2 separate regions of the Homo sapiens genome follow, and region 2 is linked to region 1. The links are chromatin contacts, found by Hi-C or POLR2A ChIA-PET in ENCODE. All regions are on one chromosome and are shown on one strand. Each heading gives the region's core, a stretch centred on a gene start or an enhancer-like site at or near the end of the contact. The rest is flanking DNA. Distances are from core to core; before and after follow the strand shown.

The links. Hi-C counts contacts between places; a loop is a spot of excess contacts on that map. ChIA-PET counts read pairs that join two places held with the same protein, here RNA polymerase II (POLR2A). Pooled maps may share reads with other maps.
Region 2: a map of PC-3 shows a loop between it and region 1 (20-fold over the local background). The contact joins the promoter of POLR2D here to the promoter of SFT2D3 in region 1. A Hi-C loop is called at or near these places in 20 of 168 maps with a recorded cell type or tissue (B cell, CD4-positive, alpha-beta T cell, CD8-positive, alpha-beta T cell and 12 more), 32 of 37 single-sample maps with no recorded cell type and 33 of 50 pooled maps. POLR2A ChIA-PET finds 5 or more read pairs at or near these places in 23 of 52 experiments (CD4-positive, alpha-beta T cell, CD4-positive, alpha-beta memory T cell, CD8-positive, alpha-beta T cell and 17 more).

The regions. Positions count from the first base shown.
Region 1 is chr2:127,698,783-127,704,925 of GRCh38, reverse strand. SFT2D3 (SFT2 domain containing 3) reads right to left here and starts at 3,429. Exons shown (of 1, transcript NM_032740.4): 1 at 1-3,429. The coding sequence starts at 3,397. The coding sequence ends at 2,750. It overlaps WDR33 (WD repeat domain 33), which reads left to right. Exons shown (of 22, transcript NM_018383.5): 22 at 1-3,899. RefSeq lists a silencer at 2,671-3,350 and enhancers at 3,670-4,191, 4,111-4,480, 4,192-4,713, 3,708-4,907.
Region 2 is chr2:127,854,282-127,860,424 of GRCh38, reverse strand. It overlaps POLR2D (RNA polymerase II subunit D), which reads left to right and starts at 2,270. Exons shown (of 4, transcript NM_004805.4): 1 at 2,270-2,397. The coding sequence starts at 2,325. It also overlaps the pseudogene LOC107985803. RefSeq lists a silencer at 2,126-2,435 and an enhancer at 2,666-2,835.

The sequences.
Region 1 (6,143 bases), core at 2,180-4,679:
TGTAGAGATGGAGTTTCACCACTTTGTCTATGCTGGTTTCAAACTCCTGGGCTCAAGCGGTCCACCTGCTGTGGCCTCCCAAAGTGCTGGGATTGCAGATCTGAGCCACAGTACCTGGCCGCTGGTGCTGGAAGTTTCAATGGTTGCTTAGAAAAGGCATACTGATATAGTTTAACAGGATATGAAAATTTAACTGGTTCTCTATGAATGTAAAAAACAGCAAAAGCTAATTGATTTCTGTGGAGTGAGAAAATGTCAGCCATATACACTGCTTTTCAGTGTTAGAATCTAGAGACTATTTTTTTTTTAACTTTGAAATTACAGCTTATTTAATCAGCGCTCCACCATAAACATGCTATTAGGAGGCTCAAGATTGCTTTAGGTTATGGGTATTTCTTCACTCACCCCCAACTGGTATAGCTTAAAGAGAGAGAAACTGTAATCAAATTTCATGAAGCTAAAACCGGATCCAGAGACCAAACCCATATCAAGATTAGACTTTTTTTCCCTGAGATTCTAGTGGAAAAATTTTCATTATTTTGGGCTTTAACTTTAGAAACATAGTATCTCAGTAAGCAGATAACCAGATCACATTTAAAAATTTTCATTTTACCTTGAAGCTCTACTGGACTTGACAGATCACATTTTGAGAGTGAATTCATTTAAACAATAAACCTCTACATTATACTTATTAAATATATATGGCATTTAAAAACATCACTGTCAGCATACATACTAGATGTTGTGATTTGAAGCTTATAAAAAGTAGATTTTCAATGATGTTTGATTTGAGAAAAAATTTTTGAGACAAGGTCTCGCTGTTGCCTAGGCTGTGGTGCAGTGGTGTGATCACAGTTCACTGCAGCCTCAACCTCCTGGGCTCAAGTGATCTTCCCACCTCAGCCCCACCCCAAGTAGCTGGGATCACAGTTGTGTGCCACCATATCTGGCAAATTTTTTGAAGATTTTCTGTGGCGATGGGGTTTAACTGTGTTGCCCAGGCTGGTCTTGAACTCCTGGCCTCAAGTGATCCTCCCGCCTTGGCCTCCCAAAATGCTGGGATTACAGGTGTGAGCCACCAGCTGAGAAATGTTGAATTTTTAAGTTTTTATTTAAGAAATAAACATTGTAAAACATCATTATAAAACCCCCAACTATTGCAAGTTCTAGAGAAATTTAAAACTAGAACAGAAATTTAGGGGACTAGAAAGAGCAGCCAATGGCACAAGTCTTTACAATTAATTAAAAAAATAAATCATTCTGAAGATACTGCATTTGCTCTCTCACAAGCAGCCTCCTGAGGTAGGTAACCTTGTTTACTGATGGGGAACAAGGCAGTGTTCTTTACCAAATCTCAGGGCGGGTAGCCTGCAAGCCTACAGTGTGGATGTTGGCCACTTGTGTCACTTCTTGGGACGGGGCTTAGGGACCTGACTTACTTAGGAACATAAATTTTGGGGTTGGAGGAAGCAGCAGTGCTCTACTGCGGCACGACAGACACCCTGTTAAGGCAACACTGGGATCCAGCTCAGGAAAAGCATTACTTTCAAATTGTGCAAGCCAATGCACAGAAAAGTGGTCCTCAAACTTGGGGAACGTAGAATCACTTGGGGAGCTTTAAAAAGGTCCTGATGTCTGGGACCTACTTCCCAGGTTCTGACTGCATTGATCTGAGGTGTGGCTCTTCAAGTAACTGATGTGCAGTCAAGCGCGAGGACCACTGGCACACAATGTTTAAATTCTAAATATATTTTACTTCCTAGTGTATTGCTACTGACAAAACGTAGTTTTCTGGACTCATCAGAATGTTAGGCTCATACCTTCTGGCAATAAATTAAGGTAGTTAAAAGTAACTGCTGAACCTAAAATGAAGGCAGCAGCAATTAGATATAAAAAAATCTTAAGATCAGCCTGCAAATTGTAAACTAGTTTACAAAGCAGGCTATACAATGAGGAATAATTCGAGCTTGTAGAAATCCATGGTTTCCACCAGATACAGGTATTCCGGATCTAGAATTATCTTTCTATTTGCAGGATTTCCGAAGAGACCGTTAAGCATCTACGCGCCCCTTCCTGGATCCCATGCTTCTTGGGGCAGGAAATTTCTTTTGGTCCGTCGCTTTCGTCGTGAAATACACAACTAATTTTCCTTTCATGTTATAAGGCACCATATTTATGATTTTGTTAACTGAAGAAAAAACCCGAGATAAACCATCTTAAGTACTTTTAAAAGTCCAGTGGCTGAATTCGGTGTTTAATCTGATACCCTTCTGGATTCGCTGACACTGGAGAGAATAATTTCCAAGTCTTAGTATAGCCAAAACAAAAAACTACCGTCGCTAAGCTACATCTACCACTGGATTTTAAAATGACAAAACAGCCTGAGAAAAATCACAAGAGCAGCTAACTCGAAGAAAAATCCTTTTTCTTTACTCAGCCGAACCTAAGACCACAGTTACTTCGAAAGCAACTTCTAATAACCGTCTCACATCCTGTCACCAGTTCAATGACAAAATCTCAGTTTTCAGAGCGTGTGCCAAGTCCAGCACAAAAAGCTGACATCGAGGAGCTCCCAACGCTGCTGTCGCCTCCGCTGGCAGCAGCCGCTCCCGGATTAGACTCGCAGGCTGTTAGGGCAGGGCCTTCGCCACGGGCTTCCGCACAGCGGCGTGCAGTCCTCAGCTCGGCCGGCGCGGTCTCCGACGGCGCTGGCTCCGCGTACTTCCCCAGCGGCGAGGGCGCGAGGTCCTCACACGGGCAGCACCTTGGCGAGGCCGGCGCCGCGGCCCAGGCGACCCAGTGCGAGGCGCAGCGCGGTGCCGCCGCCCCAGGGCAGCAGCCCAACCAGCGCGGCCAGCAGCGCGGCCACCTGCGCGCCCGCGCCCAGCACCGTGAGCAGCGTGCTGCGAAGGCCCAGCGCGGCGAACAGCGTGGCGCCCAGCGCTGCCATGTAGAGCAGCGCGGGCCGGGACGGCGCTTCTTCGCAGCGCAGCAGGCGTCCGCACGCCGCGCCGCCCCGCAGCAGCGCGCTTCCCGCCAACGCCAGCGCCGAGCCCAGTGACCAGAGCAGCGCGAACTTGCGCGCGCGCAGCAGCAACACCGGTGCGTAGAGCGCGGCTAGGCCGAAACACAGTGCAGCCAGCAGCAGGCACCCGCCGCCCGCCGCCAGCCGCTGCCCGCGCGTCACGCTCGGGAGGCACGTCAGGCCGGCCGCTGCCGACTCCGCAGGGCTCCGCGCCCACGTCCAGCGCAAGCCCGCGCGGCCCAGCCACTCCTCCGCCGGCCGGTCCCCGGGCTCCTCCGCCTTCTCCGCGGCGAGCAGCGGCTCCGCGGCCGCCGGGCCGCCAGCTTTCCCCTGCGCCAGGTACTCCTGCAGCTGGCGGTGGAGGTCCGCCATCTTGGACAAGGCGGTGGCAGAAAGGAAAAGCTGCGGCTCACTTCCGGCCCTCCGCTGAAGCGGTTCGGTCTTCGGGCGGCAATTGGTCGGCGACGGCGAAAGGGGCAGGGCCTGCGGCGCTCGCGGAAGTGCCGCGGTGCCTGCTCTGCGGACTTTTGTGGTGTCCCCAAGTACCGTGGTCGCAGGTGCTGCCTGTCCGCTTGCAGTCGCCCTCCCAGCGCCTGACCCTCTTCCTTGTTCGGAGTAGGCGCCCTTGCGGTCTGGCTAAGTCCTGCCAGCATTAATAGTTGGAAGGCAGGGGTGGGTGTGGTTCTAAAGGGGCACAAGAAGTGACCCTTTTGCTGACGGAAATGTCTTATGGCCTCACTGCGTCTACCGTGGCGGTGATATTGTGCTAGTTTTGCAACATGGAGGAATGGGTAAAGGGTACACAGAATCTCTCTTGTTTCTTACAACTGAACACAAACAGTGATCTCAAAATAAAAATTTAATTTTTAAAAAAGTTCAGACCTGTGTAACTCAGGTGGGTTTTTTGGGGAAAGTTGCGTTCTGATTAGTTACCTCACTTGTAGTAATAGTGACCATCCTGATCATTTACCATGGGGTTGATAAAGGAAGGGTTGACACCCAGCACCCTCAACCTGCTTCTCTATTCTGTTCTCAGTTTCGGCCACAGGCCTGGCAACATCCTTGACTCCTTCGCGCCCCTTGTCCAAGACTCGGTGCTGCTGTCCCATGTGTTTGGTGTCACTCTCGTGCTCTGGACAGCGCCACGCCCAGGTGTCCTGACTCATCGTCACATCACTGTGACAAGCTGGCTCGCACGCAGGTCAATCCTGATCTGTTCCCAGGCCGCACCCACGTGCCCTGCTGTTTCTCAGAGCCTCCTAGAGGGTGTTTGCTTGTGGTTCCTCTCACAGGTCAGATTCCTCCAGATTCTTCCAGCTGCCTCCACAGCTCCCCTCACCACCTTGGCTTCCCCTGGGTGGCCCTGTGTCCTTTGTCCTCTGCCCTAGGTGGATGTAAGGTTAACGGCTTCCTGCTGTTTGGCTTCTCAGCCTTTCCATCCCCTGTGTGTAACTAATCTCCCCCATTAAGTTCCTTTTAATGCTTTCTGTTTTCTTGGTTGGATCCTGGCAGATGCAATTCTTTTTCAAAATATATTCTGATTTGTTATCTCACTTGATAATAATAGTGACCAGCCTGATCACTTAGCATGGGCTAAACCATTAGGATGGCTACAATCAAAACAAAAAAACAAAAACACACCAGAAAGTTACAAGTGCTGTCAAGGATGTGGAGAAACTAGAAGCCTTGTGCACCGTTGGTGGGAATGTAAAATGCTATATCCGCTGTGGAAAACAGTATGGAAGTTACTATAAAAAAAAAATATATATATATATATATACACACACACACACACAGACACATATAAACGTATATACACACATATTTGTATACAGTTATGTGTGTATGTGTGTATATAATTACAATCCAATCCAGCAGTTCCACTCTGGATATATACCCCAAAGAATTGAAAGCAGGGTCTCAGAGATTTGTATAACTCTTCACAGCAGAACTATTCATGTCAGTCAAGAGATGGAAGCAACCCAAGTGTCCACCAGCAGATCAATAAAATGTGATATATGCATACAACGGACTGTTACGCAGCCTTAAAAAGGAAGGAGATTCTGACACATGCTACGACATGGATGAACCTTGAGGACATTAGGCTGAGGGAAATAAGCCAGTCACAAAAAGGACCAATACTGCATGATTCCACTTCTGTGAGGTACTTAGAGTAGTCAAATACACAGAGCTAGAAAGTGGACTGGGTGCATAAATGCCCATCAGTGATGTTACCTAATCATTTATGCAGCTACCGTATAGAAAAGGCAGGAGTGTGCTGCTCATTTTATAGGTGAGGGAAGCTGAGAAATACCAAGAAGTGAGGTAACCTACTCAAGGTCACCTACAAAACTGACGATAGGGCAGCGTTAGGTTGTGATTCCTGGTTTCTAACCTTGTGGGCTTCCCATTGCAGAAAGAGGCCTTCACTGAGGGTCCCTCTGTGTGAGCCCTGGATGCGCTTTCTGCTGTGGTTTGGTTGCAGGGAGGGAAGGTCATTAACAAAACCCACTCTCCTCTAGCACTGCAGCAAAACTCATCCTAACAATCATCTTCACTTGCTTCCCTGTCTCCCTTGAAGCCCTTCAACCAGGCCTTCGTTCCACCGTGCCAGCAAAATTGTTCATTACAAAATCGCCAGACGCTGTCGGCTAGTGCGGTGAGTTTCGGCCCTCAGCCCCAGGACGGCACCGTGGGCTCCTCTCTTGACTGTTCCTCCTCCTGAGACCTCAGCGTTGTTGCGCCTGGGATATCCCCTCTTTTCTCTCTCGGCACCCTCTGGCCCAGCCCGTGTTGTTAAAACCCTCTGCGTGCAGAGCGTCCCCCACTTCTCCACCGGGCATCTAATAGACACCCTGGAGGTGACATGCAGAACCAAACACTTCACTCCTGACTTCCCCTCCTCATCCCCCAAAACCTGTAGCTAACCCCTCCTTCCGCACCTCAAGAAATCGCACCCCATCAGCAAGTCCCACCAGCTCTACCTTGGAAACAGATCCAGTACCAGCCGATTCTCTCCTCCACCACTAACCCCACATCTGGGCGCCCCCCTGCACCCCACCACGGAGCCCCTGTTTTGGTCCATGCTTTCCTCACGGTTGTTCACACATCGGCCTGA
Region 2 (6,143 bases), core at 1,021-3,520, 160 kb before region 1:
AAGGATTCAAGGGCCTCTTCCTGCCGCTTATGCATTATTTCTACTCACACAGATTCTGTATGCCCTGGAAAATTGGTGGGGGGAGGACTGCAATTTCGAAACTATTGGAAAACAGAAAAGAGAGGTCTCCAGTTCACCATCAGTCCCTCAAGTTCCTGCTGCCAATCAGACCCCCTCCCCCAGTATGGCTATTCTGTGATCACATCGTGGCTCCCAACCAAAGAAATAACCCAGGGCGGGTGACAGCTAGAATCTTTTCTGGCTGGCAGTCCCACAGGCCTAAGCGCAAATCTTGGTCCTGCCATTTATAAGGCATTTCCTACTTTGTGACAGGACTGTGAATCTCCAAAGTAACCTGACCTTAGAGAAGTCATAGGTAAAAAGTAAAAATAGTAAATGTTTTGCCCAGACCCCAGCACATGGTGCAGTGGCTGGGCAGCTGTGGTTATCTGGCCTGTCACTCAGTGCTGGGTGTACAAGGGAACACCGGCAAGCATCAAACCCTCCGGAACCTTCAGCTTCTCTGAGCACGTGAAAGGGGGCGTGGCCAGCCCTTCAGGTCTGGGCAGGTTCCTTAGAGAAGCAGTGCTGAAGCAAAGAGCATGCCCTGGAGGAGGGAACTTCTCAGGTGGTGGGAGACCACATTGCCGGCACTGCAAGACAGCAAGACGCTGTGGACGAGCCCTCGCAGGAGATCAGGCTGCACAGGCCAGACAGGATTCCCAGGACTGCCTTCTAAAGGTTTTCTTTTTCTTTAGTTTTAAAATTTTTACTTTTTAATTTTTTAAGTCTTTTTAAAAATTATTATTTGAGACAGAGTCTCACTCTGTCGCTGTCGCCCAGGCTGGAATGCAGTGGCGCGATCTCGGCTCACTGCAACCTCCGCCTCAGCCTCCCGAGTAGCTGGGATTAAAGGCGCCCGCCACCACGCCCCGGCTTTTTTTTTTTTTTTTTTTTTCTGTAGAGACGTGATTTCACCATGTTGGCCAGGCTGCTTTCGAACTCCTGACCTCAGGTGATCTGCCCCCCCCACCCCCACCGGCCTCCCAAAGTACTGGGATTACAGGCGTGAGCCCCCGCGCCTGGACTTTGCCTTTTTTTTTTTTTTGGCAGGGTCTCTGTTGCCCAGGCTGGAGTGCAGTGAGGCAATCATAGTTCACTGCATCCCTCAAGCGATCCACCCGCCTCGGCCTCCCCGATCCCTGTGACTACAGGCACGCGCCACAACGCCCGGCTAATTTTTGTATTTTTTAGAGACGAGGTCTCACTATGTTGTCTAGGCTGGTCTTCAACTCCGGAGCTAAAGCGATCCTCCAGCCTCGGCCTCCCAAAGTGCTGGGATTACAGGCGTGAGCCACCGTGCCCGGCACAATTCATTTTTTATTAAATCAACAGAGTTTACAATATGACCATCTAAACATTGTTGACTAATGAGCTAAGATATTGTTGACTAATAAGCTATGATTATTTACCTTATTGTACAACCTTTTGTTTTCTCCAGTGTCGAAAACAGCATCATTTTTTATTTGCTTTTTTTTTTTTTTTAATATATTTTTTGAGACGGAGTCTTACTCTGTCGTCCAGGCTGGTGTGCAGTGGCGCGATCTCAGCTCCCTGCAACTTCCGCCTCCCGGGTTCAAGCGATTCTCCTGCCTCAGCCTCCCCAGTAGCTGGGATCACAAGCGCCCACCACCATGCCCGGCTAATTTTTGTATTTTTAGTAGAGATAGGGTTTCACTATGTTGCCCAGGCTGGTTTCAAACTCCTGACCTCAGGTGATCCCCTCGCCTCGGCCTCCCAAAGTGCTGGGATTACAGGCGTGAGCCACTGCGCCCGGCCGTCATTTGCTTAATTTTCTACGCATCACCCAAATGTTCCAACAGACGTGTGGTAAAAGCCTCTGAATATCATTGTCCGCGTACTCAGAAGTATCAGATAATCCACCACAAATCAATAAAATTTTAGAAGTTTAAGTCGGTGAAGGAAATTGGACCCGGTACTTTCGGAGCCGGCTGCCCTGCTCTCCATCAGCAGGCGTTCCTGCATCTCATCTGACCTCCTCCGTCCAGAAAGGCGTAGGGACCTGCCCCAGGACGTCTGCGCGGCGAGGAGCATGGGAGAAGAGAGGGAGTGCAGGGCGCCCCTCGGTGGCGGGGAGCCTCCAGGACCTCACCAACCGGTCCCCTCGCTGCGCCCCGTCCGGCTCGCACTCCCGGCCCCGCCCACCCCTCGGGGCCCCTCCCGAGACCACGCCCCTTCCGCGGCCGTTGCTCCGCGCTTCTGCTTCCGGCGGCGCTGGTGGTGGCGCGCGGCGCGGCGCGGCGATGGCGGCGGGTGGCAGCGATCCGCGGGCTGGCGACGTAGAGGAGGACGCCTCACAGCTCATCTTTCCTAAAGGTTGGGCTCGGGGCTGCCAGACTCCCCCGCGCCACTTCGCGTGGTCGCCGCAGGCCTGGCGTTATGCGCGCTTCGCCCAAGGCCCTGCCTCAGCGGCGGCTTGGGCAAGCCCCAGCGCGGCGTGGGGCTGGGGAGGGAACATGGCCTTGGGAGGGACCATGGCCTTGGGAGGGACCGCCTGGGCAACTGGGTTATTTTATGTGATAAACTGCGAAGTTCCGGGGACCTGTGTCAAAGATAAACAAAGCCGGACACTCAGGTGGTAAGGACAGATTTTTAAACAGTAATATACTGTTGCACTAGGGAAAAGAGCCCAGCGTGAACCGAACTCAACTTCGATTAGTACAGAACCTCTGGGCGTTTTAACGGAGAATTAGGGAATAAGGATGTGGTGAGCGGGAGCTCGGGGGAGTCGGGGAAGTGAGAAATGTAAAAAAGCGGGAAGAGGAGGATTGGTCCGTGTGAACGCAGCTTGGTTTGTTGACTGGCGCACCTGTCGAAGTTAGGCCCCTACCCTCCCACAGAGGCAGAGAGACAGAGTCCTATCTTCAGCTGTTGGCTGGAACAAATTATTTTGGCAGCCTTGAGTTTTCTCACGCACGCACTTTAAGTGGTTGGGGAGGGTATTCCTAGGGATGAGGTCTTCAGCTCAAAAACTTGAAAATGTATACAGCTGTCTTACACTTTATTGATTTATTGATTTATTGATTGAGATAGGGTCTCGCCCTCTTGTTGAGGCTGGAGTATAGTGGCATGATCAGAGCCCACTGCAACCTCAACCTCTCAACCGCTCAAGCTATCCTCCCACCTCAGCCTCCCAAGTAGCTGAGACCACAGATGCACGCCCCCATACCTGGCCCATTAAAAAAATTTTTTTCGTAAAGACAGGGTCTCACTATGTCGCCCAGGCTGGTCTCAAACTCCTGGGCTTAAGTTAATCACGGCACCTGACCTATCTTATTCTTTTATTCATTCATTCATTTACTTATTTAGAGACAGAGTCTCACTCTGTTGCCCAGGCTGGGGTGCAGTGGTACGAACTCGGCTCACTGCAACCTCCGTCTCCTGGGCTCAAGTGATTATCCTGCCTCAGCCTCCCGAGTAGCTGGGATTACAGGTGCCCACCACCACACCCGGCTAATTTTTGTATTTTCAGTAGAGCTGGGGTTTCACCATGTTGGCCAGCCTGTTCTCGAACTCGTGACCTCAGGTGATCCACCCAGCTCGGCCTCCCAGAGTGCTGGGATTACTGATGTGAGCCATTGCCTGGCAAAATAATAAATTTAAAATTAAAACGGAAATACTACCCTCTAAGAAATAAAAAATATAAAAATGAAAAAATGTTTATTATGTGTTTTTTGTATTTTATGGTTTAATACGTTAGAACTTACTATTTTAGTTGTTAATTTATTTTTTTTAATTTTTTTTTTAATTTTATTTTGAGATAGGGTTTCACTCTGTCACCCAGGCTGGAGTGCAGTGATGTGATCTCGGCTCACTGCAACCTACCCCTCCTAGTTTCAAGCCATCCTGCCTCAGCCTCCCAAGTAGCTGGGACTACAGGCGCCTGCCACCATGCCCAGCTAATTTTTGTGTTTTTAGTAGGGACGGTGTTTCACCATGTTGGCCAGGCTGGTCTCGAACTCCTGACCTCAAGTGATCCACCCACCTTGGCCTCCCAGTGCTGAGATTACAGGTGTGAGCCACCTCACCCTGCCTTTTTTTTTTTTTTTTTTTGAGACGGGATCTCATTCTGCTACCTAGGTTGGAGTGCAGTGGTGTGATCACAGCTCACTGCAGCCTCAACCTTCCCTAGGCTCAGGTTATCCTCTCACCTCACTTCAGCCTCTGGAATACTTGGGACTACAAGTGCAGGCCACCACTCCTGGCTAATTTTTGTATTTTTTTGTGGAGACAAGGTTTCACCATGTGGCCCAGGCTGGTCTTGAACTCCTGGGCTCAGGTAATCTGCCCGCCTCGACCACCCAAAGTGTTAGAAAGTATAGGTGTGAGCCACTGCACCTGGCCTATTAATGGTCGTAATGACGTATCCTCGGTAAAATTTCCAGATGACATACAGCCAAGGAGTTGTTTTTCCTTTTTTAGCAACAGAGATTAATTATGGCCATTGTTCTTAAAATATTTGCACAAGAGAAAATAACAGGCAGATCCCCTGATCTATTTCCTTTTGTTTCTAAATAAATTGTGTGTGTGTGTGTGTGTGTATGTGCGCGCGTGTGCGCGCCTTCACTTGAAAATGTTCCTTGGGATTAGCCATGGGGAGAAGTCTTGGATCCCTCCTCTCCATAGTTACACAAAAGTGTCTGAACTGCCTCCCCCATCCCCATTTTGTTGATGCTGAATCCTGGGAATGCCTCCCAAAAGCTCTGTGGTAGGTCTCAGACACCACTTTCCTAGGCACTCTGAGTTACAGTTTGGCTGCCTCGACCTTCCTTGGTTGAAGGGAGTGAGGGTAATGTATTAGTAGTACTTGGGTATTGTTCTTAATGAGAAATAGGGACAGTTGACCAGTTTCCTGGTGTCCTAAAAGTTCCATTCCTTTCCATTTAACAAGTAATTTGGTTTAGTGCAGAAAGGGACCATCTCTCTTTTTTTTTTTTTTTTTTTTTTTTGAGACGGAGTTTCACTGTTGTTGCCTTAGGCTGGAGTGCAGTGGCACAATCTCGGCTCACTGCAACCTCCACCTCCCGGGTTCAAGCAATTCTCCTGCCTCGGCCTCCTGAGTAGGTGGGAGTACAGTCATGTGCCACCACTCCCGACTAATTTTTGTATTTTTAGTAGAGATGGGGTTTCACCATGTTAGGCTGGTCTCGAACTCCTGACCTCAGGTGATTCACCTGCCTTGGCCTCCCAAAGTGTTGGGATTACAGGCGTGAGCCACTGCGCTTAGCCTGGGAGGCATCTCTTAACATTGATTTTTCCAGGACCTGTAAAAGCATCAAAGTTCCAACAAACAGATTTGTAACTGATTAGCTGCTGCTTCCCTTTTTTTTTTTTTTTTTTTTGGCCTGATGTCATTTGTTACTGTCACTTCAGAGTTTGGAGGTTCTGCAGTCCTGATACATAATGCCTTTTCCTCTACTCATTGCTGTGAGGCAGTAGTTTCTTCTGTACCTACACTGCCTCAGTGTTAAGGATTAAAAGAGGTAACTTTCCTGGTATACAAATAGGCTCTCACTGTAGTAAATCCCCTGTTATAGGCTAGAAGACTGAAAAAGAAGGTGTTCTGAGGTTTTCGTTTAAACTCTCCTGCCCTCAGGTAGAAAACAGTTTTTGGTTACCTATTTTTTAATTTATATTTTAATTTTATTTCAATAGTGCTCCAACTGTATTGGCAGCCTATTCTATTTAGTAGCAATGAGTACCTTTCAAATAAAAATACAGTTTCCTCCTGACCCACCACTTAAAACTATCTGTGTTGTAAAAGGAAAATGAAGCTCTTGTCAGTTACCTGGCTTGAGAAATGGGAAGGCATTACTCTGAGGGAGGTGTTAGTGATTTCCCTGATAGTAAACAGACCCATAGCACATCTAAATGTGAAATTGCAAGTCGTTTTGGCTTTTCCTCACTGTTGCTTCCTCTTCAGTGTGGGGTTATAAACATGAATTCATGTTTATGAATGGTTCCTACTCTAAGGGAACTCACTGTTAAGAGAAAGGCAGATAAAAACTATCTCTAATACTTTGAGATAAACATTAGGAACATAAGATCCTGCAGGAACGTAA